2 separate regions of the Mus musculus genome follow, and region 1 is linked to region 2. A link is a loop called in an ENCODE intact Hi-C map of the cell type or tissue named here. Cell type or tissue: left cerebral cortex. All regions are shown on one strand.

Evidence for each region. Peaks named below come from ENCODE experiments on the same cell type or tissue, not always from the same donor. Only the 100,000 strongest peaks of a DNase experiment are listed, where the experiment ranks them.
Region 1: a loop joins it to region 2, with 6 times the contacts of the local background. A loop is called at or near these places in 9 of 42 quality-filtered maps.

The regions. Positions count from the first base shown.
Region 1 is chr2:179,441,655-179,444,154 of GRCm38, reverse strand. It overlaps Cdh4 (cadherin 4), which reads right to left and starts at 1,724. Exons shown (of 16, transcript NM_009867.3): 1 at 1,477-1,724. The coding sequence starts at 1,533. In left cerebral cortex, a CTCF peak has its summit at 1,258; DNase peaks (open chromatin) are centred at 487, 1,032, 1,579, 2,293 and 1 more place; H3K4me3 peaks cover 1,897 bases; H3K27ac peaks cover 1,480 bases.
Region 2 is chr2:179,874,244-179,876,743 of GRCm38, reverse strand. All of the region lies in intron 8 of Cdh4 (cadherin 4), which reads right to left. Among named protein-coding and RNA genes, the nearest start is that of Gm36066, 72 kb to the right of the region's middle. In left cerebral cortex, a CTCF peak has its summit at 1,319 (motif pointing right); a DNase peak (open chromatin) is centred at 1,347.

The DNA of each region.
Region 1 (2,500 bases), 430 kb after region 2:
TTCCAGGGCTGTTTCCAAGCTGAGCGGATAGTGACCAGTTCTGCCACTAGGCTGCAAGGAGGCAAGGTCCTCGTGTGTGTGTGTGTGTGTGTGTGTGTGTGTGTGTGTGTGTGTGCGTGCGTGCGTGTGCGTGTGCGTGTGTGTGTGTGTGTGTGCGTGTGCGTGTGTGTGTGTGTGAAGTTCACCCACACAAGGTCCTGGACTCTTGCTCACTCTGAAGCCCCCATTTAAAGCCTCGTCAGGAGAGCAGAAAAGACCAGAAGCCTCTAACAGACCAGAAGGGTTTTCTGTTCCTCTGGAGTCTGCATCTTTAGAGAAAGGAAGGCAATGGGCAAGGGGTTCCACCCAAGCTGCCAGGAACCAAGGGAGATAGCATGTGTCCCCACTAATCCACTCCGCTAAGGAGAAGAAGGCGCACCAGGCTCCGGATCCCTGGTGAGCAAGCTCCGGGAGCCGGGGGCGCAGCCAGCACCCTGCAGTCTCAGCTTCGCGGGCCGCCAGAGCGGAACGCGCCTCCCTGCCGGCCGAGTCCTCCAGCTGCGCGCAACAGCTCCGCCCGGGTTCCGCTGGGAGGCCACCCGCAGCCTGCAGCCTGTAGCTCGGGCTCGAGTACCCGGCCCCGGAGGCTAGGAAAGGGAGGGCTGGGTCGGGGATCTTCCCCCGGCCAAGCTCAGAATGACATCTGGTTCTTGGGGATCGCAGCTCTGAAATGCTCTTGCAGCCCGCGGGAGACAAAAGTCGGCCGGGAAAGTTTCTGTCCCCCCGGGGCGTGTTCCCCGCGCAAGGCGATGGTCCGGTGGCCTCGGAGCAGCCGGTCGCCAACCCTGGTTCATCGCAGAGAATACCTCGGCGTGGCAGCGAGCAGGCCACCGGACCGATCGGCCACGAGAGGGGGTTCAGGCCACTCGGTCTCCGCCCAGGGTCGCTGCGGGAGCTGCCGCTGAGCCGTTCCGAAGACCCGCAGCGAGCTGGAGTTAACCGAGGGAGCCGGCTGGAGACCGCGCAGAGACTGTGCGGAAACAGCGAGTGTGTCCAGCTCCAGTCCCCGGGCTCAGTGCCTCGCGCTCCCGCTGCGCCCTCCTCCCGATCCCTCTCTAAGTCGGGAGGACCTGCTAGACCCCGCGGCTACAACCCGCGCCCCTTAGTCGCCTCCGCCTCCCACTGCAGCCGAGCTCCGCGGCACCCACGGGACCCGGGAGAGCGCCCCGCGCAGCCGACCCGACCCGGCGCGCGGCTGGAACTCGGGATGCGCGACTGCCGGGCGGCGGAGGCGAGTACTACACTACGGAGGGCGGCCCCGGAGCGCAGATCGGGCAACGAGATGGCACCTAGGGTCCCGCCCGCTCAGCTCCGCGGCTCCTCGCTCCGATAGCGAGCGGCTTCGCGCAGCGCGGGCGGCGGTTTGAGAAGACCGGGAGACACCAGCTAGCCCCACGGGTTCCCAGATCGCCTGCGATCGGAGAGGCGGCAACTTACCCGGAGCGCGCCCGAGAGCCCGAGCAGCAGCAGCGGCAGCACAGAGCCTGTGGTCATCGTCCCCGCCGCGCCGCCCCGGCGCTCGCCCGGTGCCCGGCTTCCCTCGCCGCGGCGATGCTCCGCCCGCGCCCGCCCTGCTTTTCCCCGCACTTGCCGCCCGGGCTCCGGGAGCCAGGCCAAGTGGGCCGGCGGCGCGCTCCCTCCGGCCGGTGCGTCCGCCGGCCTCGCAGCCGCCCGCGCCTCTGTTCCGCGCGCTCGGAACTGCAGGTGAAGCTGAGCGGCGGCCTCGCCGAGGCCCCGCCCCTCCGGCCGGGCCTGACGCGGGCCTTAAAGGAGCCGCTCCCGCGCCCACTCGCTCAGCCGCTTGGCCTGGTTGCTCGCTGGCAGGGCGGCCTCAGTCCCGTGGGACAACTAGAGGCCTGTATGAGCAGACGAAGCCAGGGAGACTGGGTTTCTAGGAGCAAAGACGGTGTGAACCAAAGAAGACTGTGTAGTCTCTGCCCAGCAAGTTAGATGTCCTTTGTAGATTGTGGGACCCCTGCTTGTGATCACACCGTGATGTTAGGTCAACTTCTTTTCAGAGCCCACAGTGAAGAGTGGACACTTCCTTCATCCCTGTGTCATCTAAGTCTCCGGACACAGGCCTTTGTGATGGCCTCCAGCCCTCTGAACAGCTCAGGGATCGGAAGAGAGGGAGAGGGGAGGGGTCACTCTCCAGCTGGGCTGGCTCGGCTGACCCCTTATAGTGTGGGCCTGGCTCTGGCTATCCTCCAAGGTTTGGGAGGATTCCTACCCATTCCTCTGTGTGTGCCAAAATGTAGTTAGGTCTTCTGTATAGGCAAGGAAGAAATCAGAGGCCGCGGAAGGAAGGAAGGGACTCCAGCGGGCAGAGCTGTCAGGCACGTCAGCTCCCTGGGCAGGCCAGCTCCATTTGCTTCGCATGGGCAATTTCCAACCCTGACTGCAGGCATTTCTTTAAGCATCGTATCGCTCTCGCGGAAAAATAAGGGCAGCTTGGACTGTG
Region 2 (2,500 bases):
TCGTTGGAATGAGAAAGTTGACATGGCTGGAGCTTGTGGTAGGACTGCAAGGCAGGCTGGGTCCTTAAACATCACACACCGGCCTATGAGGCTCCTTCCTGTACCATCTGTCTGTGATGAACACCCTCTCCGGAGGCGTTCTCCTCAAAACCGTTCAGGTCGCTGAGGTGTGCTATCTCCTCTGTTGGGAAGGAGCCCAAAGCTGCACTCTTTTGGCTTCCCTGTGGCCTGGTTCTCATGGTGACTACACCGTCCAAAGGCCTGAGGGTAGGATCAGGGGTCCTGAAATTGGGAGAGTTGTGTGGTTTCTGTACCCCGATATCTGTACTCCAGCAGTCTGGCATAGGCAGAAGGGTATATTCCTGGGAGCACACGTAGCCCTAACTTAGCAGATGCCTGGCTCAAGAGTGCTGTCCTGATTGTTTTTATTTTATTTATTAATTATTATTATTATTATTGTTATTGTTGTTATTATTTGTTGATTTAACACAAACTAGAGTTATTTAAGAAGAACCTTAGTGGAGAAAATGTTTACATCATGTTACCCGTAGGCAAGTCGGTGAGACCATTTTCTTGATTAATGGCTGATGTGGGTGGGCCCAGTCCACTTTGGGCGGTGCCATCCCTTGGGCTACCATTGTTCCTGAGCGCTATGAGAAAGCAAACTGAGCAAACCATGAGGGGCAAGCCAGTAAGCAGTGTTCCTCCATGGCTCCTGACTGGGGCTCCATGCTTCAGTTCCTGCCTTGAGTTTATGCCCTTTATGACGGAATGTGGTCAGAACGTGTCCTGGTGTTTTATCACAGCAATAGAAGTCTAGTTAAGACAAGTGGGTTTGTGTCTGAGTGTGGTGCTGAATCAACTCCTGACAAGGCTACCCTGCATGAGTTTCCTGAACTCCTGCGTTAGCTGTGGCAAGGCATGGTCTAGACTGGGGTGGCCCCTGTGTGGGCCTGGCACTAACCTGACAGCTGAGAGTTCCTGCACTGTCACAGAAGGTGGTTGCCACGCTGAGCACTGCTCAGCAAGCCCTCTAGAGGCCTGTCCATCTAGGCCCAGGGCAGAGGATGTCTGTGGCAGGGCTGTCACTTGCAGGTCAGGGTCAGTGACTGCTTCCCTAGAGTCTGAACAGACCGAACCCAGAGAGAGACCCTCCAGCTTTCTCAGGGTCTCCCTGGCTGGAGCATCAGTGCCTCTCCAGGCTGAGTAGCCTGGCCAAATCTTCTACCCCTCTTTTTCTGCACCTGTTGCTTGTGGAAAGGGACAGGACTCACTCCAGTCTTCAGGGGGCCCGAGCCACCTTGGTTGTCAGTCATCTTCTATTTGGCCACTAGATGGCGCTGTGGTCTAGGAGAACAGGATGAGAACAGGCTCTTGAGCAGGGCTTCAGCCTTCTAGACACTTTCTCTCCCCTCTTCTCCTCTCCACGTGGCATCCATTTTCAGGGTTCAGTCCCAGCTGCTCCCTGTGGGCTGTGTGCCCAGAGTCCCATGTCCTGACCCCAGAACAGAAGCTCATAGGGTAGACTGATTGGGACCTGATGGGAGAGTGTCTACCTATGTGTTTGGCAAAGTCCTTGTTACTATTATGGACACATGCCCCTTTTCACTTCACCGCTGGGAGTGACCTCCTGACCTTTCCCTCGGTACACCCTGGCCTGTAGTCTGCCATCTCTTCAGGGATGGGCTGGACTGTGTTCACAGAACTGTTCAAATCCATGGACTTGGGAGTCCTGGAGGCAGAGATGGCTGAGACCAGGGCCCCACAGAATGTTGGGAGGCACAGAAGTGATTATCATGTCTGATGTGCACCAAGAACGCCTAAGGGTCTCACAGGTAGGGACCCTCCCTGCAGCGTGGCTGTCCCATGGGGTCCAGGAGAAATGACAGTCATGTGATTGATAGTTTTGTCTCTAGAGTTCCCTCCCAGGGTAGGGTGGGAGGGTCTGTTCCTCTGGCCCATGACTGGAGGCCCACAGTGGTCTTCCTATACCATAGTTGTGTGAATACCTGTGTGTTCAGCAAGAACTCTTGACCTCTTGTCCAGTGTTGTAGCCAGTCTTGACCAGTTTCCCTGCCTGCTGATGCGAACCACAAGGGGCTAGCCCCTCTCCACTGAGGACCAAGGTAGAAAGGGACCCTTGCTTCAAGGGCACATATGCCCATAGCCAAGGCCCAGCTGGGCATCTCCCAGTCAGGTACCCACTGCACAGTCATACACGCCTCTTCAAATGATATGGTAGCCTGATTGGTCAGCTCCTCCAGACTTAACAAAGGCCCCAGCAATGTATCAGCCATCACTTAATCTTGGGGCACACCACACCCCTAATTTCCTAGGGCTTTCTCCACAGGTGTGTCTGGGCCCTTCCTTCCCACTAGAAGTAGCCGGCATGGTGTCCCTCTCCTTATGAGGCACCTGTGCTTCGACAGTCATTACCCACAATCCATTCAGCTCTTCTCCCCACTGAGAGAGAAGGAAGTGCCTGTGAATTACAGCTCAG